Linked DNA regions of Homo sapiens: region 1 is linked to region 2. A link is an interaction called in ENCODE POLR2A ChIA-PET data of the cell type or tissue named here. Cell type or tissue: Panc1. All regions are shown on one strand. Each heading gives the region's core, and the rest is flanking DNA. Links, peaks and the distances in the headings are about the cores only. Region 1 overlaps VIM (vimentin). Region 2 overlaps CUBN (cubilin).

What was found. Peaks named below come from ENCODE experiments on the same cell type or tissue, not always from the same donor. Only the 100,000 strongest peaks of a DNase experiment are listed, where the experiment ranks them.
Region 1: POLR2A ChIA-PET joins it to region 2 with 7 read pairs; 14 of 35 experiments call an interaction of 5 or more read pairs at or near these places.

The regions. Positions count from the first base shown.
Region 1 is chr10:17,232,023-17,249,082 of GRCh38, forward strand. VIM (vimentin) reads left to right here. Exons shown (of 10, transcript NM_003380.5): 4 at 1,565-1,660; 5 at 1,748-1,909; 6 at 2,671-2,796; 7 at 3,147-3,367; 8 at 3,824-3,867; 9 at 4,272-4,357; 10 at 5,208-5,571. The coding sequence ends at 5,249. Among named protein-coding and RNA genes, the nearest start is that of VIM-AS1, 11 kb to the left of the region's middle. RefSeq lists a silencer at 6,748-7,042. In Panc1, for the core only: no CTCF peak of the experiment used is centred there; no DNase peak of the experiment used is centred there; H3K4me3 peaks cover 1,431 bases; H3K27ac peaks cover 2,736 bases.
Region 2 is chr10:17,001,554-17,009,553 of GRCh38, forward strand. All of the region lies in intron 28 of CUBN (cubilin), which reads right to left. Among named protein-coding and RNA genes, the nearest start is that of CUBN, 120 kb to the right of the region's middle. RefSeq lists an enhancer at 5,277-5,571. In Panc1, for the core only: no CTCF peak of the experiment used is centred there; no DNase peak of the experiment used is centred there; H3K27ac peaks cover 5,458 bases.

The DNA of each region.
Region 1 (17,060 bases), core at 3,413-11,412, 230 kb after region 2:
ATACCTGTCATGTTTTCTGCAGTGTAGTGAGTTAACATAAAACAACATCAATACAAAAGATCCTCTGTTTCGAGATTAAGCAAAATTCCTCATTCTCTTCAATGTGATAGAATACCACATTGATCTTTCTTTGGAGGTTAGTAAAATATCTTTTATGTATTTTTCAGGGCTTAACAAGTAAAAATCAATGTTTTCATCAAGTCTGATCTTTTTGTCACCCACTCTTCATTCATTTTTCCACTAAGGTGATAGAAAAGTCTCAACAGTTTAAGACCGTAAGGCTATGAACTCCAAATATAATTGCTGACAAGATAAGCAATCCTCACGCATCCTTTTGAGAGGAAATAAAATCTTAGTTGCAAGATTACATATTCTGATTTGGAATGCTGAGCTTTTTAAATGGAAATATAGAAGGACGGCTGAATCAGCAAAAATCCTTTATGTAGTTTCATTCTTTGCAAGCTTGACCAGTCATTCTGAAACAGGCTAACTGAACTGATACAGTGGCAAGTGAAAAAGACATGCCTTTACAGGATGAGTCAAAGGAGTTTTAGAAGAAAAATCCACCAGAGAAAGCCAAGCAAATACAGTTCAGAGTTACATTTCTTTTCCATTTTTTCCTGAACTGAATCTTTGGCATGCATATCCTGAATTGGGTTATTGAATATAAATCTAGCCTTGTACAATGGATGCCAGATGACTACATATTTGCTTTGGAGCCTAAGGATAAGTTTCAAAAGATTTGAGTGGAGAAGAAAAGCTAAAACTCTTGAAGCACAAGTTTCTGTTCTCCATGTACTCAAGTGTACATGAAGTTGTGAAAATTTGTCCACCTCTATCATCATGTTATTCCATGAAATTACAAAACAAATCTTAAAAATGTTGTGGCATAGATTTTCTAGATTTAAAAAGTAATTAAATTAAATGAATTACTTTATTTTTTGAGACAGAGTGTCACTCTGTTGCCCAGGCTGGAGTGCAGTGGCACTATGTTGGCTCACTGCAACCTCTGCCTCCTGGGTTGAAGAAATTCTCCTGCCTCAACCTCCCAAGTAGCTGGGACTACAGGCATGTGCCACCACACCCAGCTAATTTTTGTATTTTTGGTAGAGACGGGGTTTCGCCATGTTGGCTAGGCTGGTCTCGAACTCCTGACCTCAAGTGATCCACCCGTCTCAGCCTCCCAAAGTGCTGGGATTACAGGCATAAGCCACCATGACCAGCCTTAAAAAGTAATTTTAAAATATCACTGGTAAAATGTGGATTCAGTCATGATTGAGTGCAGTTTACCATGTGTGTGGACATTTATTTATTTTAAAATTGTCTGATCACCACCTTGAGTAAAACACAAGCAGTCACAATTAAAATATATTAGTGAGCAGGAGAAAGCACAGCATATTATAGCACTGAATGATTTATAAACCTATTCCAGGGTCATAAAATGTGTCAACGGCTTTTCTATAGTAAGGAGACTAGGTTCAGATGGTTAATCTAAGACAAATAAATGAGATAAGCCATACACTTTTACATCCTCCATGTCCTGTCTTTTCTCTGTTCAAAATAGGATGTTGACAATGCGTCTCTGGCACGTCTTGACCTTGAACGCAAAGTGGAATCTTTGCAAGAAGAGATTGCCTTTTTGAAGAAACTCCACGAAGAGGTTAGTGGAGTGACTTTCGGGGAATGAATGAGGGTAAGGCAGCCCCCACGGTTGGCAGAGCTGACCGTCTGTCTGTTCTTTTTGCAGGAAATCCAGGAGCTGCAGGCTCAGATTCAGGAACAGCATGTCCAAATCGATGTGGATGTTTCCAAGCCTGACCTCACGGCTGCCCTGCGTGACGTACGTCAGCAATATGAAAGTGTGGCTGCCAAGAACCTGCAGGAGGCAGAAGAATGGTACAAATCCAAGGTAGGAAACAAATCAGTGCGGCTTCAACCAAAGAAAAGCATTGTGTTCTCAAAACCCCATACCTGTGTGTGATTCCTAAATATCCTCTAGCTCCAATGCAAAGCTGGCTTTGACTTCTTGCTCATATTGTGTTTGCCACCACAGCCTCCCCACCACTCACATCACCTCCTTTATTTATTTATTTATTTTCTTATTTATTTATGAGACAGAGTCTTGCTCTACTGCCCAGGCTGGAGTGCAGTGGCAACATCTTGGCACACTGCAACCTCCGCCTCCCAGGTTCAAGTGATTCTCCTGCCTCAGCCCCCTAAGAGCTGGAACCACAGGCAAGCACCACCATGCCCGGCTAATTTTTGTATTTTTAGTAGAGATGGGGTTTCACCATGTTGACCAGGCTTCTCTCAAACTCCTGACCTCAGGTGATCCACCCTCCTCAGCCTCCCAAAATGTTGGGATTACAGGCATGCGCCACCACGCCTGGCCACATCACCTCCTTCAGAATAGCAGACTCTCTTCCCCCTAACCTTGCCTCCAAGTAAACCCCAATGCCATACCTTTGACCTCCACTGTGTTGAAATGAGCACTGTAGAGTGAACTCTGAAAATACTAATGTCAGTACTCCACTGCTCTTTCCCTGGCTTTCAAAACAGAAATTTAAACCTATACTGGAAGACATTCAGTGAGAAATATGATTTTTTTTTTCTAAGAGAGTCAAAAGACTTGAATGTGAGCAATCTACATTTCTGTTTTCTTCCCAACAGTTTGCTGACCTCTCTGAGGCTGCCAACCGGAACAATGACGCCCTGCGCCAGGCAAAGCAGGAGTCCACTGAGTACCGGAGACAGGTGCAGTCCCTCACCTGTGAAGTGGATGCCCTTAAAGGAACCGTGAGTACCAACCCTGCAGTAAAAGAGGGAAAATAATGACCCATTCTGCTGACTAGGCTCATGATGATACCTGAACAAAATGTTGAGTGAGTAAAAATGTATATCATAATGCAAAGAAAATGAGTTATCAAGACAGACTCAAAAGGGACTTCATGGAACTCTTGAAGGTTTTAGCTTGCCTATATCATTGCTTCTAATATGAAGGACTTGGTACTCGCATTCTCCACCTAAAATTAGAGTGGTCGCCATTTGCCGCTAATGGAAATTATTGCAGAAGGTCTGTAAATGGTTCTGGGAACAGCTGGGTTTTTCTGAGAAATAACACCAGACATCTTTCTCACCCCCTGCAGAATGAGTCCCTGGAACGCCAGATGCGTGAAATGGAAGAGAACTTTGCCGTTGAAGCTGCTAACTACCAAGACACTATTGGCCGCCTGCAGGATGAGATTCAGAATATGAAGGAGGAAATGGCTCGTCACCTTCGTGAATACCAAGACCTGCTCAATGTTAAGATGGCCCTTGACATTGAGATTGCCACCTACAGGAAGCTGCTGGAAGGCGAGGAGAGCAGGTAGGGAACTCAGACTTGGATGCGTGAACTAATGGTGACCATTTGTTAGGCCCTGTGCCACTGGGCTCTAAGCAGTGTCACATTTAATCTTTAGAAAGTTTCTTTGAGGTAACTGCTTTCCACTTTTTGTAGAGGAGGAATTTGAATTGAGAGAGAGTAAGTGACTTGCTGAAAAAGGGTTAATCAACAGCAGAGCTGGGATTTGAACCCATAACTCTGTCAAAGCCTCCACTCCTAACTCCTGTTCATGCTCCTGTGGAGAAAATGCTTGTAGTAACATATTTTAAATGTACTAACAAGACCAGTCATGGGAAAATGTTTCTGAGACAAATCTCTAGTTTATGATTTAAAACAGTACGTTTTCTTACGTGACGAAAACAAAAAGTGTGTTAATTTGTTCCCAGTGGTTGAAGTTATTTGCCAACAATTTTACTGTTTCTCTTCATCTGTTTATAGGATTTCTCTGCCTCTTCCAAACTTTTCCTCCCTGAACCTGAGGGGTAAGCATTTTATTTCCCTTTAGGAAAAACGTCAGCTGCTTGTAACCACTGTGTTTATGTCAAAGCATTCATTTTTTTTAGGATATCTGAAAAAATGCCATATAAGAGAAAACTCTATAAAACATCTATAATTTTCGAACCCAAGTACACTCTTGCATTCTATGCTTTAAGTTAAATGCAAACTCCTTTTTCCTTCTTCCTGCTGCAAGTACTATCTCATCCTGATGCTCAAGAGTGTCAGGGCCTGGGTTTCCAAACAGAGACTACCCTAAAATTATTTGGCGAGTAGTACTTTACACAATTGCCTCTCCCCCACAAATCATAATTGTTTCAGTAAAATGGTTACTTGGTTTTTCCAAGAAAAAACTCGTTTTTACTCATTTTTGGCCTGTTTGTTTATTTAGAAACTAATCTGGATTCACTCCCTCTGGTTGATACCCACTCAAAAAGGACACTTCTGATTAAGACGGTTGAAACTAGAGATGGACAGGTTGGTATCTTTTAAGGAAAAAATAGGGTAATCTCAGACAGGAGTTGATATATTTTAAAATCAGTGAATCTGAATCTCAGATACAGCTGGCTAATTTGAGAGGTTCAGGTTTCATTCATGCCTACTAAAAAAAGAATAGGCTTCTTCTTCCAGCAGTACACACAGCCAACTAATTATTTGGCTCCTGGATGTGAAGTTGAGATAGCAGTCTTCCTGTGCTCCAGAATTAGTGATTTGCTTTGGTGCTTAATTTGAAGTGGGAGTAAGCTTCCTTAAACCACTTCCTAAAGCAGCTACATGAAACAGCTTCACTAGACTACCTCAATATGAGGAATGTTTTGATCCTGGACATATGGTGTCTTCCTACCTCCATACTTTATAGATTCCTAAACCCATCTATATAATACAAGCATGTGCCATACGATCATTTAGTTTCTTATTACCTCCCTATGCCAGGAAAGAAATAGTTGCAATTTATTGTAGTCATCATGAAATCTTCCCTTGCACATAAATTTAAAATGTACCTGCTGCACATTTTAATATGTCTTAATTGCTTTTAAACTTGGCTGTATTGTGTACAACTATTATACCATCTTTTATAAACACAGTTTTTTAAGAAATTTCTTTTTGTAAGTTACAACATTCCACTGGATCCTTATATTGCCTGTAGTGGAAGAGGGTCTTGTGTGTCTGCCCCTTCTAGTTTTCACTCATGCAGAAGCAACATAACCTTCTGATTTGCACAATAAATTACATATATTTAGCAGGATTTTTATTTGCCGTGATATATAGGATAATTTAGTCTTTGGCATGTGGCATTATATTTATTTTGGTTTTTTTTTTTAAACAGGTTATCAACGAAACTTCTCAGCATCACGATGACCTTGAATAAAAATTGCACACACTCAGTGCAGCAATATATTACCAGCAAGAATAAAAAAGAAATCCATATCTTAAAGAAACAGCTTTCAAGTGCCTTTCTGCAGTTTTTCAGGAGCGCAAGATAGATTTGGAATAGGAATAAGCTCTAGTTCTTAACAACCGACACTCCTACAAGATTTAGAAAAAAGTTTACAACATAATCTAGTTTACAGAAAAATCTTGTGCTAGAATACTTTTTAAAAGGTATTTTGAATACCATTAAAACTGCTTTTTTTTTTCCAGCAAGTATCCAACCAACTTGGTTCTGCTTCAATAAATCTTTGGAAAAACTCTTTTGTTGTGTTATTTATTGGATAATATCTAAACAATTCTCTACTTGGTCCTATTAGTTAATTTGTCATTACAATCATGTAAGTTGATAAATTCAGGTTATTTATGCTTGAGATGTAGTTCTTAATTTTGTCATTTTTGATAGACCTCACTTCTTTTTATTATTACTTAAAAACATTTACAAATAGGTGGTGTCGAATAAAATAACTTGTACCAAAATGAAGATAGGTCTCTCTAAAATGAGCTCAGGTCTGTGATTTTAATCATAACAAACAGACTTCCTAAAATTAAAAAATAAAAACTTTTTTTAGTACATATAGCATATGAGTAACACAAATTCCACTTTGGGAGTTAAAGCATAGGAAGTTGCCAAGATATAGGGGCTTATCTTCCGCTAGCAAGATGCAGAGAAATGGAAAAAGTTCACCAAGTTTTTCTTTTATTTAAGACAGGATCTCACTTTGTCACTCAAGCTGGAGTAAAGTGACTCAATCATAGTTCACTGCAGCCAACAACTCCTAGGCTCAGGCAATCCTCCCACCTCAGCCTCCTCAGTAGCTAGGAGTACTCAAAACAAATAAACGAATGTCTAACTTTAGCCTAAAATGTGAGTTGTCTTCCCAAAACTAGCCACACACCTGGCTAATTTTTTTAATTTTTTGTAGAGATGGGGTCTGGAAGTGTTGTCCAGCCTAGTCTGGAACTCTTGTGCTCAAGTGATCCTCCCTCGGCCTCCTAAAAAGCTGGGATTACAGGCATGAGCCACCACACTCAGCCTAGTTCACCAAGATTTAATATATGAAACCGTTCTGCTTTATTGTGTGTGTGTGTGATAGCTATATCTATATCCATCTATCTATAGATACAGATATTTGTAAAGACCTTTGTGTTTGGAGAATGGCATTAGGCACAAAATAAAACCTCCTACCTTTTCTTCCAGGGAGATGAGATTATTACATGTGAATCGCATGGTGCTAACTGTAGGTGTAATAAGGTTTCAAAGTCTGGAGCAATAAAAATGAAGTGGGGCAGTCATGGAAAGCTCCCTAGAAAGCACTCAGTGTGAGCATAGAACTTACATAAATAGACGAGAGAAGGTATTGCCAAGAGGCAATAGTGTAGTAATGGTCAATAATGTGTGTTCTGGAGTGAAAACTTCGAGTACATTCTCGGACATCTCTAAGTTTCAAATTATGGAAATATTATTATCTTCTCTCCTCCGAGAATGATGTGGTAGACATTGTCATAATTTTTCTGTGTTTGCATCTGCCTCTCTCTGGAGTTAACTAGTGAGATGGTTCTCACAAAGCCCTGCCCATTTGCAGGAATGTTCACTGTGATTTTCATCATTTTGGTTACCGTGGGTACTGCATGAATAAAGAAAGGATTGGGGCTGGATGCAGTGGCTCATGCCTGTAATATCAGCACTTTGGGAGGCTGAGGCGGGTGGATCACTTGAAGTCAGGAGTTCCGGACTAGCCTGGCCAACACGGCGAAATCCTGTCTCCACAAAAAATACAAAAATTAGCCAGCCGTGGTGGTGGATGCCTATAACCCCAGCTACTCTGGAGGCAGAGGCAGTAGAATTGCTTCAGCTTGGAAGGTAGAGGTTTCAGTGAGCCAAGACTGTACCACTAAACTCCAGCCTGAGTGACAGAGCGAGATCCTGTCTTAGAAATAAAGAAAAAAAGGATTGGCTGCTGAAGTAACTCCTAGCCATTCTAAAGGTAAATTCTAAATGTAAAAGTAAACTTTACATTCTAGTTTACTTGGGACATTCTTGGTTTATGACTGTTGTGTAAGCATAATTATTAATAATAACAGTTTGGACAATAGATTGTATGTGGTCAGGTCATGCTACCCTTAGAATAATCTTACAGAAAATGTGTCTGTCCCCTCAGCCCCCATATTCAAACAACTGACATGGACAATGGCATAATTAATTTTATTAGTGTAAACATCCAGGTCTTTGGGCCCTTATGAAACCTTTTCTATTTGATTTTTCGTTTTGCTTTCTGTTCTTTAGCCATTCTCACCACTGTTCCCCGCAGCCTCCTAACCCTAGGATCCCTGTCTCCTCTTCCACTTGTATCCCACCTTTGGCTTATAAGGGTCATCCAGGGAAGACCCCAGCCCCATATTGGCTTTCTTCACACACCAGACTCATTATTATTTTTTTAAAAATTGAAAAACAAGCCACAGTTTTCTTTCAGGGGAAAAGAACCAGGACAGCAAGTTCTGCTCATACCTATTGAGATTAGTAGACTCCCACTCTTAAAAATCCTTTACAGATGGAGGCCAGGCATGGTGACCAAGGTGGGTGGATCCCCTGAGGTCAGGAGTCCAAGACCAGCCTGGCCAATAAGGCGAAACCCCGTCTCTACTAAAGACACAAAAACTAGCCAGGGGTGGTGGTGCACACCTGTAATCTCAACTACTCGGGAGGCTGAGGCACGAGAATTGCTTGAACCCAGGAGATGGAGGTTGCAGTGAGCCGAGATTGTGCCACTGCACTCCAGCCTGGGCAACAGAGTGAGACTCTGTCTCAGAAAAAGAAAAAATATCCTTTACAGATGGAAACAACAGACACTGGGCACTTCAAAAAGGAGGAGGTTGGGAGGAGGGCAAGGGTTGAAAAACCACCTGTTGAGTACTTGGGTGATGGGTTCAATAGAAGCCCAAGCTCTAGCATTACGCAATATATCTATGTAACAAACCTGCACATATACCCCCTGAATCTCAATTAAAAAAAAAAATATCTTACAGCTCTTTCTAAAGTCACATCCCAGAAATGGAAAAGAGGAGTGGGCCTCCCTTATCTGTGACTGTCAGAAATTAGACCATAATGAAAAGCTTCACAGGTGCCCCATCTCCGAAGAATTCAAATTTATTTCAGTCTTCTTCTATTTTATCTTTAATTATACTGTTAGTGTTTTTCCTTATCTTCCACTTTGAAAAATTTATAAAAAGAAATTATGTTCTCACCACCTATGGTGAAAGAGAGATTAATGCTTGGTTCCTTCATGTATAATATTAATCCAAGATTAAAGGAGACGGAAAAAGTAGGGGGATGGGGAGAAAGAAATGGTGGCTTAAAGTGTTTAAGTCTGAAAAAAGTTACTAAGGGGATGGTGAAATCCATGGAACTCATGTGACTGTCAAGTCCTACTAAGTTTTCTCACAGTGACAGATGGAAAAGGCTGCTGGTGAATGAAACAAATGTCTACTTTTAGCCTAAAATGTAGTGAGTTGTCTTCCCACAACTAGCCGCTAACAAAGGCGCTAAAAAAATAAAATCTCTTCCCAGGCTATGAGACTAAGGGAGTGAGTGTGTGTAGTGATGGGGGAGGGAGACAGACTTTCACTCCAACTATCGTCTGAATGTTTGTGTCCCCCCAACTTTGTATGTTGAAACCTAACCTGCAACGTCATGGTATTCAGATATGTCTCTTGTGAAGTGATTAGGTCAGGAGGCTGAAGCCCTTATGAATGAGATTAATGCCCTTATAAAAGAAACTCCAGGCTGGGCGTGGTGGCTCACACTTGTAATCTCAGCAGGTTTGGAGGCTAAGGCAGGTGGATTGTTTGAGTCCAGGAATTCCAGACCAGCCTGAGCAACATCGTGAAACGCTATCTCTACAAAAAACAAAAAACAAACAAACCATGTGTGGTGGTGCACACCTGTAGTCCCAGTTACTCAGGAGGCTGAGGTAGGAGAATCACTTAAGCCCCGGAGGCAGAAGTTGCATGAGCCAAGATCATGCCACTGCACTCTAGCCTGGGTGACAGAGTGAGACCCTACCTCAAAAAAATAAAATAAAATAAAATAAAATAAAACAAAAAAGCCCATAATCCCAACACTTTGGGATGCTGAGGCAGGAGGATTGCTTGAGACCAGAGTTCAAGACCAGCTTGGGCAACAATAAGAGGCCCCATATCTACAAAAAATAAAAATATAAAAAAAACAGGCATGGTGGTACGTGCGTATAGTCCCAGCTACTTTGGAGGCTGAGGTGGGAGAGGATCACAGGAACCCAGGAACTCAAATCTGCAGTGAGCTAAGAAGGTGCCACTGTACTCCAGCCTGGGTGACAGAGGAGACCCCATCTCAAAAAAGACCCTTAAAAACCCACTTGTCCCTTCCATCATGCGAGGACACAGCAAGAAGGCACCTTCTATAAACCAGGAAGTGGCCCTCACCAGACACGGAATCTGCTGGTGCTTTGATCATGAACTTCTCAGCCTCCAGAACTGTGAGAAATGTTTCTGTTGTTTAAAAGCCACCCAGTGTGCATGATTTTGTTACAGCACCCGAAACAGCCTAAGACAGCTCCATCCTAAGGATTACTCATGAGCTTTGTGAAGGAAGCAAGGATAAAGCAGACACTATGCCCACACGAAGTCTCCCTCTCCAACCTGCCAGACCAGCTGCATGAAGAAGGGTCTGTACTACTCAGCTAGTTTTACTGTAACAGAATACCACAGACTGGGTGGTTTAAACAACAGAATTTTATTGTTTCACAGTAACAGAGGCTGGAAGTCCAAGATAGAGGTGCTGGCAGGGTTGGTTTATTCTGAGCCTCTCCCATTGGCTTGCAGATGACACGTTCTCTCTATGACCTCACATGGTCACCCCTTAGTCTGTTTGGTCTGTGTCCTAGTGTCTTCTTCTAAAGACACTAGTCCCATTGGATTAGGGCCTACCCATATGGCTCCATTTTACCTTAATCACCTATTTAAAGGCCTTATCTCCAAATACTGTTACAATTTTTTTTTTTTTTTTTGAGATGGAGTCTCACTCTGTCACCCAGGCTGGGGTGTAGTGGCACAATATTGGCTCACTGCAACCTCTGCCTCCTGGGTTCAAGCGATTCTCCTACCTCAACCTCCCAAGTAGCTAGGATTACAGCTACACACCACCATGCCCAGCTAATTCTTGTATTTGAATAGAGACAGGGTTTTGCTATGTTTGCCAGGCTGGTCTCGAACTCCTGACCTCAAGTGATCTGCCCACCTGGGCCTCCCAAAGTGCTGGGATTACAAGTGTGAGCCACCATGCCCAGCCCTCCAGTACATTTTGAAGTACTGGAGGTTAGGGCTTCAACATATGAATTTTGGGGAAACACACTTCAGCTCATACTAGGATCACCACTAAACATTGGGAAACACTCTCCTTGTCTGTACTCACAATAGGTCTGTGATACAGATTTTCAAAAGCTGTAAATTTGCAAAATCATTGATAGGGAATGCATGGCTTACAGATTTGTTGATCATTTGTGACTGCCCAGCTTCTCCATTTTTTTTTTTTTTTTTTTTTGGTCCCTTGTCTAGAGTCAGGGCAGTTTGAGGTCAGTTCCATGGAGTCTTTCTACAAAGATCTTTCATGTCAAGCAAATACTTCTTTTAGGGCACTGTAGGAGGTGAGCAGGCAGCCGTCAAAGACCTTGGAAGAGTCAATAAGTAGGGTACCCGCAAGTGAAAATTTTTCTCATTCCACAATACCAGAAGGCCGATTTCTTAGGAAGTTTCAGTTTCTTGTATGTATCAGGCACTATGCTAGGTGCTGGCTGTACAATGATAAAGTTTCCTCCGTTACTGAGTTCACAGTCTATCAGCCTAGTGGGAAAGAACAGAGAACATAAGGAAAATGCATGAGGTGTACTATATATGTTTAACTGTACATAGTACATACAAAAGCTATACAGCACAAGTAAAGCCTACAGGACATGCTTACAGGCAAGCTCTGTCTACTTCTTAAATCAACTGTAATCCATTAATTCCAGTCCCCATATAACAGCTATCTTCTCCAGGAATATTGACCAGTACGGCCTACCCGTTTTACTTGGTAAATGTGGCAAAGCAGACCACCAGGTCAATTCAGTTCAATTCAATTCTCCTTGACGCAAGGTAACCTGAAGGAGGGTCAAGTTCTGTCCTTGGAGTTCAGACAGTAGATTCCAGTCCTGATGCTGTTCATAACTCAATATAGGCTTCTGTCTCTCCAGAATATGAGATATTTTTTCTATTATCTTCTCCTTTATGTTGTTAATTATATAAATTGTACTTATATTATTTTATTTATTTATTTTTCATAGTGGCTTAAATGTCCTTCTCTGCTAATGTCAACATGTGAATAACATGTGAATTACATTTATCCATCTTTTGTTTTTGTTATGATCATTTGGTCTCTCTTTTTTTATTTTTTAGCATGTCTCATAATTTCTCCTTAATGCTGGACTTTTTAAATGGATACTTAGGTAGGACCTGGATGATGTTCTCTTCCTCTAAAGAACAAGAAAAGTTTTCTTTTTTACAGGCAAAGGGAGAACCAGGCATTACCTCGATCCTGGCCAGAGTTAGTTTTAGCCTTTGTTAGGGCTGGTCTATTTTAACATTATCTTAGTACTGGTACTTACTTCCCAACTGCGTTCTTTAGCCCTAGTGTGGGCTATTTCTCGGCCTCAACTACAACCTGCGTGCGTTTATCAAAGCCCTTCCACCTTGGCAGAGCTAAACTCTAACTTCTGTTTCTCCAACACTACTCAGGTGCTGAAATCTCTGCCCAACTTTTAGCTTCCTGGGTGCTGTTTTCTGCTGTGTTTCTTGGAGCCTCTTCCTGAACATGCAGCTTAGGAGACGGCCAATAATTGGAATGAATTCCTGTCCCCTAAGCCCAATAAGAATTCCATTTTATGTTTGAGCTCTCTCTCCCTCATTTGGAAATTACCCTCATGGGAAAAGCCAGGCAAACATGAATTTTACCTTGGATATTTTTCTTCTTTCAAGGAGTATAACTCTCCAACTCAATTCAGGACTGCATTGTTTGCTTTCATAGGCATTCAAACAGGTAGGGGTGTGTGTGTGGTGGGGCAGGGTGTGTGTGTGTGTGTGTGTGTGTTCCAAATACTATAGTTGTTTTTATGGAGGGGAGAGGTACAGACATCCCCAGCTTACAATGGTTTGATGATTTTTCCACTTTACAATGGTGTGAAAGAGATATGCATTGAGTATGCTCCTTGACTTAAGATTTGTTTACTGGGAGGTAACCTTACCATAAGTTGAATAGCATTTGCATTCCAGTTATCTATTGCCACTCTGAAACATCGAACTGCAAAACTCAGCAGCTTAAAACAACAATTTATGTTTCTGTGAGTTGGCTCAGCTGGAGAGTTTACTAGGGAATGTTCATGCAATTACAATGAGATGGCAGCTGAGCTGTGGTTATCTGAAGCAAACTGTACTGGACTTGTAAGATGTCTTCTTCATTCTTCTGTCTCTTTCTTCAGTGCTCCTTGACTTATTTTACTTTCTACTAATTATCTCAGAATCCAGGGCCTAGGCATCTCACAGCAAGATCTCAGGTTATTTATGCTTCTGGCATTGTGACTCACTGCTAAGAGGCAGAAAGCAGTAATGTCCAGGTTTGATAAGGGTTGCATCTGTAAATGGCACAGGATAATTACCATTATATTTTGTCAGTCAAATAAGTCACAAGGACCACCCAAATTCCAGGATAGAGAAGCAGATTCCACTTCTTCATGGGAGAGTGGCAAGGTCACACTACAGAAGAGCATGTGAGATGAGATAAGATTGTGTGCAATTTTGGCAGATACAATCTACCATAGATACAACCTATTCTTCTATTGTTTACTTTATGATTTTTCCACTTTATGATGGTGCAAAAGTACCATGCATTTGGTGTGCTCCTTGACTGAAGAAGAGTTTATTGCAGGGTAGCTCAACTAGGTTAATGAAACACCATAAATCTTTTAAACAAGAAGTCTCAATCAAAACTGACTGAAGAAGATATGAAAAATCTAAATAGGCTGGGAGCGGTGGCTCACACCTGTAATCCGAGCACTTTGGGAGGCCGAGGAGGGTGGATCACCTGAGGTCAGAAGTTCAATACCAGCCTGGCCAACATGGTGAAACCCCGTCTCTACTACAAAAATTCGCTGGGCCTAATGGCATGCGCCTGTAATGCCAACTACATGGGAAGCTGGGAAAGGAGAATTGCTTGCACCCGGGAGGCAGAAGTTGCAGTGAGCAGAGGTGACGCCATTGCACTCCAGCCTGGGCAACAAGAGCAAAACTGTCTCAAAAAAAAAAAAGAAAGAAAGAAAGAAAGAAAAATCTCAATAGTCTCGTTACCATCAAGTCAAGTCAAGTTCTGCCAAGCATTTAATATACAAAGTCAAGTCAAATGCTTCCAGATCAGAAAATGAGGAAACATTATCAAACTTACTATATTTGTGAATCTATTCGTGCTACTGTCATGAAATATCTGAGACTGGGTAATTTATAAAGAACAGAAATTTATTTTTCATAGTTCTGGAGCTGGGAAGTCGAAGATCAAGGCGCTAGCAGGTTCCGAGTCTGGTCAGGTCAGCTCTTCATTTCCAAGATGGTGCCTTGTTGCTGTAATGTTCCCCTCTGGAGGAATATTGTGTCTTCAGATGGCAAAAGAGATGGAAGGGGTGAAAAGGGTTGTATTCCCTCTGTCAAGACCTTTTATAAGAAACCTAATCCCATTGATGAGAGTGTAACTGTCATGACTTAATCACCCCCTCAAGCCCACGCCTCTCAATACTGCTGCATTGGGATTAGGTTTCAACGTGAATTTTGAAGGGAACAAAAACAGTAGCATAACCTTAATTCCAAAACTATACAGAGATGCAACAGGAGATGAAAATTGCAGCCTAACTTTATTCAGGGATATTGAGGCAAACATCCTAATGAAGTATCAGCAAAACAATTGTGTTGGCTAAGGTTCTTTGAGAAGCAAAAAGTGGGCTTAGATGTACAAGAGACTTGTAGAGAAGGATAAATGGGAAGAAGTAGGAGTAGGCAGGTAAGACTTCAGGTTTTAATTTAACTCTTACACCAGCGAAAGGAGAGAGGGAAGGATGGAGGAATAGGAGTACCTCGGATTGCAGGGCAGACTCAAGAAAATTTTGGCCAAGTCAATGAGGGGGTCCTTAAGTCAGTCACAGTTTAGATGAATTTTATGTCCCATAAGAATGGGTCAGTATCATAATCTTTACCACATGCAGTCATTGGTTGGGAGGAGGCTGGGGGAAGCATGCTTTTGACCCAGATGTAGTGATGATCCAGAAGGGTGGCAAGTGGAGCTGTCAGTTAATGATGCTCCCTGAAACAAGAGATGTTCATGATCTATTTTCCTTGCCACTACACAAATCTAGCAATATATTCTAAGATGTTTAAATGTATTATCAGTGTATAAAGATAATATGCATGTTGGATATAGCTCAGAAAAGTAATATTATTTTAATATTCAAAATTGATGTACACAATTTAATACATTAAGAAATTAGAGGAAAAAAATGGTGAGATGCAATGGCTCACACCTGTAATCCTAGTGCTTTGGGAGGCTGAAGTGGGTGGATCACCTGATCCCAGGAGTTTGAGGCCAGCCTAAGCAATATAGTGAAACCTCATCTGTGCAACAAATTAAAAAAAATTAAGAAGAAAATAATTTAAAAAACAATTAGATGGGCATGGTGGTGCATGCCTGTAGTCTCAGCTACCCAGGAGGATGAAGTGGGAGGATTGCTTGAGCCCCAGGGATTGAGGCTGCAGTGAGTTATGATTGAACCAGTAGACTCCAGCCTGGGCAACAGAGTGAGACCCTAGCTCAAAAAAAAAAAAGAGAGGAAGAAAAAAAATTAAAGCAGAAAATCATGTGATGGAGAGGGGAAAAAGGAAAAAACCTGGCAGGCAGGCAGTTAGGGTGGGTCCTCAGTTGAATTTTTTCAAACAAAAGAACAGCCTGAAAACTCAAGCTGCAGGCACAGATAAGGGAACTTGAACAAGGGGGTTGCTTGAGACATGCCTACAGCCACACAGATAAGAAACACTACACAGGTGACTTGTCCAGACATGCCTGCAATGGAAAATTCTGTCCCCTAACATGTGCACACCAAGGGGAACAAAACAATACGGAGTAACTCAACCTAATGGCCTGCATGTGCATTAGGAGGACAGGGTGGAGCTACCAGAAATCCACACCTTATGCAAATGAGATGTCTAGCCCTCATCGGTTTTTTATAAAAGCTTTTGCATTCAATTGTAAAAATGGCAACCCTTTTCCAGGCCCTTTCTCCACAGCAGAGCGCTTTCTTCTTTTGTTTATTAAACTTTTGCTCCAACCTCACCCTTTGTGTCCACACTCCTTAATTCTCTTGGTCATGAGACAAAGAACTCCAGGCGAAACCTCATAACGAGAGACTGCTACATTGTGGTGTATTGGCTAGGCTGTAACATGATCTGCCTAATCATGTTGAAACATCTAATCATTATGAAAACTTAAGAAAAAAATAGGAATATAAAGACTTTTCTTAACTTGGTAAAAGATCTATAAGAAACCAAACTTTGGGAGGCTGAGGTGGGGGTTCACTTGAAGCCAGGAGTTCAAGACCAGCATGGTCAACATGGTGAAACCTCATCTCTGCTAACAATACAAAAGAAATTTAGCTGGGCATGATTGTACATGCCTGTAATCTCAGCTACTCAGGAGGCTGAGGCTGGAGAAACACTTGAACCAAGGAGACAGAGGTTGCAGTGAGCAGAGATTGTGCCACTATACTCTAGCCTGGGTGAGGGAGTGATACCCTGTCTCAGAAAAAAAAAAAAAGAAAGAAACCAAGAGTAAATATAAAAAACAATACTGAAATAATATAACTAGTCCCTATAAGATCAAAAGAATACCCACTATCCATCCCCACTCCTATCCAATATTGTACCACAGGAAAAAAAAAAAAAAAGGTCAGGCACAGTGGCTCATCCCTGTAATCCCAGCACTTTGGGAAGCCAAAGTGGGAGGATTGCTTAAGCCCAGCAGTTTGAGGTTAACCTGGGCAACATAGTGAAACCTTATATCTACAAAAAATTAAAAATTTAACTAGACATGGTAGTCCATGCCTGTAGTCCCAGCTACTCAGTGCAGGTAGGGCTGAGGTGGGAGGATGGCTTGAGCCTGGGAAGTTGAGGCTGCAGTGCACTATGATCATATCACTGCATTTCTGGCTGGGTGAAAGAATGAGACCCTGTCTCAAAAAAATAAAGACTTAAAAGGCATAGTGGCCTGGCACAGTGGCTCACACCTGTAATCACAGCACTTTGGGAGGCTGAGGTGGGCGGATCACGAATCAGGAGATGGAGACCATCCTGGCTAACACGGTAAAACCCCATTTCTACTAAAAAATACAAAAAATTAGCTAGGCATGGTGGTGGGCGCCTGTAGTCACAGCTACTCAGGAGGCTGAGGCAGGAGAATGGCGTGAACTTGGGAGGCGGAGCTTGCAGTGAGCTGAGATTGTGCCCCTGCACTCTAGCCTGGGCAATAGAGCAATACTCCATCTCAAAAAAAAAAAAAAAAAAAAGGCATAGTAATAGAAGAGATTAAAATGTCATGAATTACAAATGATACTATTGCTTATTTGGAAAATCCAAAACTATTTACAGGTAAATT
Region 2 (8,000 bases), core at 1-8,000:
CTGGACCCAGGAAGTCCAGCTGGCTTCACTTCTCAAGATCATATTTTTAAATTACACATGTTGAGTCATGTTTTAAAATGATAACATCAACAACAGTAATAGTGAATGAGATGTCAATTAAACCAATGCACTAAGCGTTTAATCATATTTTCATTCACTCTTTACATGGCAAGATAGTTTATTTTTATCATAATATCTTCAGACAAATTTAAGATTACATTTAGGTGGTAAAATCTATATTATTTATCCTGCATTCCTTCAATTTCATTATTTTGGTACACAGGGTCAAAATAGTCTATATTTGAGTAGCCTGTGGAACTAGGAGGAGAAAAAAATCAGGGACAGAGTATATTATTGTCATTACTGATCTACAGATTATCAAATTCTACTAACTCTTATAAGTGGTAGTTACTGTCCTCCACCAGATTTGTTCTGTTTGTGAGACAATGCTGCTGCCACCTGGCACTGCTTCCTCTGTTCCTCTGAGTACACAGTGCATTCACACAAAACAAGTCCTTGGATATGTAATGTTTGAAACAAATATGGCAACATTTAAGTCAATGGTCGAAAAGAGAAACCTCTGGGGACAAAAATTCAGGTTCTACGCTGAACGTCACATTTGTTCTGAGTTGGCTTAGAACTCAAGTTTCTACACTTCATTTTTGGCTGCTATGATATTTGAAACTGAAAAAAAAAAGTGTGGTTTTGGTTTTTGTGTCATACGAAAAAGTGTGGAATCCCCTGCAAAGTACATGCATTCCTCTATTGGGGATATTGTTGCCAGGGAACCAGAACACAAACAGAAGTTTCGAGAAAGCCCTTTCTTTGGCCCAGATCTCAAGGACTGTTATTACAAATTGTGCAATCTGTGATTTGGGAAGGTCATGGTGGTTTGAGGGTTATTTTTTTTTCTTTTTATAACTGTTTCAAAGAGTGGCAATAGAAATAGAACTCCAACTTTTTCAAACAGTGGCGACATGGGAATGGGGAGGCGAGACTCCTGAGAGGCCCTTGCTGGTGAAGAGACTCAGAGCCAACATGAGATGAAGGTCAACTGTGTGGATGTGTATTTACTGCTGTCGTCAAGGAGGCAGAAATGTCAGGAGTGAGCTTTTCCACTCATTCTGAAAGGTCTGCATATGCACAGCTTTAATGCTGCCTCTGATCATTGGGACCTTGCTGGAGAAACTCTGAAGTCAAGGCCAAAAGAGCTGTGGGATTTTCTTAGTCACTATCCCAACTTTACAACAAGGAGTTATTTAGAAACAGATTTCTTAGAAATGAGCATCGTCCATTAAGAATTTCTTTGCAGAAAAGATATAAGTGAAAATTTGTCATAAATACAAATCAGACTCAGTATCACGATGCAGAAACCTGTGCTTTGGTTCCACACTAAGAAGGAACTCATTTCCAGTCTCCATGCTTAAAAATATTTTAAGAGTATCACAAAGACAAAAGCCCAAAATATCAAATAGGCTGAAAAAGCCATCATAAACAGGATGGGATATAGCATGTATAAATGTGAGAGAAAGAATAGTCAGCATTTAGGGAAATATCTCTTAACTTAAACAGAGCTAGTTGTTTTTAAAAGCTTCTCTTTTACTTAAATTTCTACCAAAACCAAGCAGGATTTCCTTATCTGACATCAAATTCTTGAGGTTACTTTGGAGGCGGATGGATGGGTGCTTTACCATTTCTCTCTGTGTGACATTATGTCTATCACAGCCTAGCAGGAAGCGACACTGTGAAAGCAATTCCATTACCAACGGAGAGAAGGTCTGCGCCTGAGATTAGAACCAGACAGTGTGATTCACAGCCCAGCCCTGTGAACCTGCGCTAGAATCTTTGCTGACCACAATTCATAAATCACTTTCATTGCCAACATCATACTTCCAGATTGTTGTGAATTTTTTCACCACGTGGCAGCAAGGACACACAATAATAAAAATTTTAAATTGAACATTTTTTGTTCAATAAAATTTTTTCGTTCAACAAAAGTTTTTTGTTCAATAACAAAAAAGAGCCCTAAAATCATTTTCAAACTGGAAAACTTAGGTAATCATGAGTCTGTATTTCAAAGTTATAACTTTGAAGAAATTATTAGGAAGAGAGAATGCGGCAATTGATCTAATATTTTCTGTGCCAGGATTTATCACAGCACTGGCCACATAGCCCTTGAGTGTCTTTGCTGAGGATTCATCAGAATGTTACTCACCTTGGATCATCAGTTGTCTTGTCTCTGCAGACCGCTATTCCTCGCTCTTAGTAACCAGGACCCAGAATGGTCCCCTGGGGTTGCCTCTGTCACTGTGATCTATGATGTCTCCAGTTGTAATCTCCTCCCTTGACATTTCCCACTCCATTGTCTAAAACAACAGTGGTTCCCTTTTCCTTACTACGTTAAGTTCACACTAGTCTAGCTGGCTTTGAGAATTCTAAAGAATCTAGCCCAGGAGGTCTACGAAGCCTCATATCCCACTGTCTTCATTACATCAGGCTTGTTTCTCTCTCTTTCTTGGCTCATGCTTATCCAGGCACCATCTGTCATTTCTTGTCCTGATCATTCTTCAAGGGCTCTAAAATCTCACAGAGTCCGTGAAGATTTTCCCCAATGACTTCCAGCCTCCTTACTAGCCTTGCAATAGGCACCTCACAGTTCAGCACTTCTGTTAGTTTTCTACACCTGCTTCCTAACTGATCATGCTCAGCTTGAAGACAAAGACTAACGTGGTATTTCTTTCATATGCCTAAAAATACCTTGCACAGTTTTGGATATATATTTCATCATGCTCACAACTCCAAATTCACCAACATGTAGTTTATTCCAAAGTCTCTTTCTCTGGCCCAAAACCTCACCTAATTTTTATACTGACACCAGCAATTGCTGAAAGGATACATCCCCTGAACATCTCAAATTCAGCATGTTCAAATAGAAGCTCACAATTTTCCCCCAAACATGGTCTTTATCTGGGATTTCCTATCTATGAATAATGGCACCACCATGCACCAAATCATACACCGCAGGAAAACGGGAGCTATCCATGATTCCTTCTTCTGTCTCCCAGATTGACACACATCTACTCCACCATCAGATCTGCCCATCCTACCTTCTAAATAGCTCTTTTTTTTTTTTTTTAGCAGAATCTCACTCTATTGCCCAGGCTGGAGCGCAGTGGTGCCATCTTGGCTCACTGCAACCTCTGCCTCCCAGTTTCAAGCTATTCTCCTGCCTCAGCCTCCTGAGTAGCTAGGATTACAGGCACGCACCACCACAGCTGGCTAATTTTTGAATTTTTAGTAGAGATGGGGTGGGCCAGGCCAGTCTCAAACTCCTGACCTCATGGTCCACCTGCCTTGGCCTCCCGAAGTGCTGGGATTATAGGTGTGAGCCACTGCACCCAGCCCTAAACAGCTCTTTAATACGCTGCCTCACCCACTACTCATTTCCTTTCTCCCTGCTCTGACTAGTCACCAAACTCTCAGTCTCTTCCTCTTCTTGGGCATCCCTCTACTTGCCAGAACTCTTATTCTAAAGTGTACTTCTGTTTGCATCACTAAATTTCCCACTTAAAAATCCATTGGTGGTCTTTCCCTGATGGCAGGATAAAATCCAAATTCTTGTGATGTTTCCTATCAGTTGGTTTCTGATAACGTGTCCTGCGTCAACTTCTATCACTCCCTTTCCCTAGTGTTTCTCACCTTTTGTTCATTATCAGCCCCCTAAGGAGATTGTTCGGACATTTTTTTCCAAATTCTCAACCATGAAAATTTAATACCACAAGTATATTGCATATCTGTTATGTACTGTATATCTTTATGCTTTATACATTAAAGAGTAAGAATTTCTTAATCCCCCTACCAAGAGCCAATTTTACCTCCTTGGAGTTGATACTGCCCCAATGGAGAATGCAGAGAATGTGTGGTCTAGCTGAAGGACTTGCTCTTTGCAAAACTTTTGTGCCCTCACACCTTGCTGCTTCTACTTAGAAAAGCCTTCCTCTCCCAGATATTTGTCTGATCAATTCTTGCCCATTCTTTAAAACTCAGTTCAAATGTCAAAGCTGCCTGGAGGTCTCTTTGAACTTCCGCAGGCTGTCCTAGCTATTTTTTTCTGTGTTCCCATGGCGTCCTGGATTATGTATATATTTCTACACTTGGTTTACCTGCCTTGCCTACTCTATGACTAACTCCCCAAAGTCAAGAATGTGATCTCCTTCCTTTCTGGTATGGGCTGAATTGTATCTCTGCCAAAATTCATATGTTGAAGTTCTAACTCCCAGACCTCAGAATGTGACTGTCCTCGGGGATAGGGCCTTTAAAAAGAGGCAATTAAGTTAAAATGAAGCTGAATGGACTGTAATCCAATCTGACTGGTGTCCTTATAAGGAGCAAATTTGGACACACAGAGCTATCAGGATGAACACACACAGAGAAAACACCATGTGAGGACACAGGGAAAAGGCAGCATCCGCAAGCCAAGGAGAGAGGCCTCAGGAGAAACCAACCCTGCCGACACCTTGACCTTGGACTTCCAGCCTCCAGGAGACAGCACACTTCTGCTGCTTAAGCCTCCCAATCTGTGGCATTTTTGTTACGACAGCCCAAGCAAATTAATACTCTCTATATTTAGACAACAAGCCCAAAATATGTGCTGGATGGTTGGTTGAATGAATGAAAAACTTCTTCTCAAAAAATATCTGCTGGCAGAGGTTATGTGTAATTGACATGTAAATAATCATGTAATTAACATGATTCACAGTTGTAGCTGCCTGTTCATTATAGGCTGGGTCCAGCAGATCTTCTCCTAGAGCCCAGCTTACTCACCCTCACACCCTAAGGCATTTTCTCTCACACAAGACAAGTGGATAACAGAATTACAAAAGATAAAACCTTTGTCTTTAAAGGGTGAACCTCCCAGAAATCGTACTACATGTACTCTAAGTCACAAAAGGAATAAAATTTTTGAATGAGAAGGAATTCCCCCGAAAGACCAGTGATAAACAAAGGCTAATGAAAGACCACTCGAGAGAAAGAGACCTGGAGCAAAGATCTAACTTTAAGAGAAACACTGCCGACCTCATGGCGGTTTTCTGCCAGTGCTCTAAAGATGTTTTTTAAAAGCCCTTTGGTACAGTGCCTCATGCCCACAGGTAGTCAAGAAGGCACTGGCTTACATCCAAACCGAGCCAGTCATAAAAGATGTTGACACGGTTTTTAAAATGTTCTCTTCTAATTTCTGAAACTTCTCAAGGCTTGAGAAATCTCCTTAATAGCTAAAAGGAAGATAAAATGGACCCAGCCCCCATTTGAGAGGCTGATGTCATCTATCTTCCCAAAGAAAAGGCCACTTTTTCCTTTGTGGAAATCCTGGGTGACATCACCTCCTGATCACATGCCCCTTAGCCCTGCTCCTGCAAGCTCCCAGCTGAAGGGTTCGCTCCCTTTGCAAATGTCACTCTCTCGCTCACAAAGCTCCTTGACCTTGTTTGTATGCTGGATTCCATCACTAAGTGAAAGAAGGCTTCTGGGAGCAACGACCAGAAGAGGCGAGGGGGTCTGTGCAGCTGGTTGGGAGGCCACTTTTCACACAGCCTGCGGAAACTTCTGTATTCCCCACCCCTATCCCCCACCCCCTCCCCCTGCAACCCAGATGGAGGCCTCCAAGGCTGAATTCAGCCGCTGGACAATGCTGTCAAGGCTGAATACCATGAACCGATTAGAGACAGGGCAACTGTGGCCATTTCTTTATTTCCAGGGTGGGGCCCTCTTTGAGGACCCGCATAAAAGGCCCTGCAATGTTACTTTGTCTCATGTCTGCATGGCCATGTTCAGAAAGAGCCCACAGATAAAGCCTCGTTGTAGATCCGTTTTCTTAAAGCCAATAGAAGGTTTGTGTCGTTCACAAAGAAGCATATTTTGTAAATGCGTTTGTGTATGAACTGGGGAAATGAATGAAGTGTGTAGGAACTCTTCCTCAGAAGCAGTGCTCAGGAAATGATGTCGCTGCCAAGTTTGAACTCTCTGCTTGGTGTTTGGAGATCGTACTGCACAGTTTAGAAAAGAGTCCAGTGGGGAGGGTGGGGCAGGGGGAAGGGATTGCAAGGTGATAGGATTCTGAGGAAAAGAGGCTAGGAGTTTAAAGCCACTTGACCTGGCCAGGGCACGAAGAGCAACTCCAGGACCAGCGTTAGCGGGGCTGTCCTGAGCCCTCCACCTGATTCTGAGAACATCCCTTGCGGGGCTGTGCAAGGAGAAGCCTTTCTAATTATTTTCCTTCTGATATGTTACACACACTCACACAAATGCATTTAAGAATGTTATGACCAGCTCAGTGGCTCATGCCTGTAATCCCAGCATTTTGAGAGGCCGAAGCAAGCAAATTGCTTAGCTCAGGAGTTTGAGACCAGCCTGGAAAACAGAGAAACCCTATCTCTACAAAAAATACAAAAGTTAACTGGGTGAAGTGGTGCACCCCTGTAGTCCCAGCTACTCAAGAGGATGAGGTGGGAGGATCACCTTATCAAAAGGCTGAGGCTGCAGTGAGCTGAGATTGCGCCACTGCACTCTAGCCTGGGAAATAGAATGACACCTCGTCTCAAAAAAAAAATTACAATTACACTTGAGCATTGAGAGTAATTTTTACATTTATTTAGCCCCATGGCTGTAGAGTCCCTGCCCGTGTGTGGTGTGTGTGTGTGTGTGTGTGTGTGTGTGGTGTGTCTCTTGAGCACTGAGAGTAATTTTTACATTTATTTAGTCCTGTGGCTGTAGAGTCCCTCCCCGTGTGTGTGTGTGTGTGTGGTGTGTGTGTGTGTCTTGAGCATTGAGAGTAATTTTTAAATTTATTTTGGCCCCATGGCTGCAGAATCCCTGCTCGTGTGTGTGTGTGTGTGTGTGTGTGTGTGTGTGTGCGCGCTTAGCCACATTATGTGCTTAGCTCTGCAGCCACCTTGGCAGCGCTGTTTCTCTTCGACTCAGTTCCATCCTCTTGACTTCTCAGGTCCCTCGGGCTCTCCCCACTCCCTCCTATCACAGGGTCTTTCTTCTACCTGGAATCCTTTTCCTTATCCTGCTTGCCTAGTTAACTCCTGCTTATTTTTTAGGTTTTGGTTCAGAGGTCTCATTTGCGTGGAGATCATCCCTGACCTCCTGCTGGGCCCAAGTCAGATGCCCTGTGTGTGCCCGCTTGGCACTACTCATGGTTTTGATTTTCTATTTATTTAAGTGTGTTTTTGCGTGATGTCTGCTTCTCCCACCTAGCCTAGCTCTGTAGAGTAGAAACCAGGCCTGCTGGTCTGAGTCACTCTGTGTCCCCCGTCTCAGCACAGTACCTGGCACAAAAGACATCCTTAGTGTCTGTGGAATGAACAAATGCGTGAATGATACATCATGATTTACGTCTTGCATTTAACTCCAATGGATCAAAAATGGCGGGACCTCTCCCATGGAAGAGCTCGCCCTCTCTGTGGGCTCCCCTTCTCAGGTTATCTCAAACTAAAGACCTACTTCAGATGCAGAGTATTGAACTCTGTGTACCTGTGGCATTGCATACCTGTAGAATATGATAGTCAATTTTGCACAGATCTAAATGACTAAAAATTCCTTTCCAGAAGTTTCCTCCCAAGTATAATTTACATATTGTGAGCAGCACAGAGTTAAAAAACAATTTTATATTTCGGTTCTGGTCCCAGCTGGCAACATTTTGTTGCATAACTCTGGCTCCAAGTTTCCAGCAACTGGGAGAAAGTTTTGAAATAGTAAACAGGAAAGCAGAATAGACAGAGGGTGCCTTTGACTCTCCCAAAGGAAGACAGATTCCAAGTAGAACTGGTAGAAAAAAATGTTCCCAACATAAAACTCAGAGATTTCACCAGAATATTCAGCACATTGGCTGGAAGAGCCCATTGATACAGTAATCTGGGCACAGCCTGCCATGACCGTTCAATCAAGCTCCTTAGAGTGGCCTTGGGCTAGTAAGGCTAGAACAGCCTGGAGGGGAG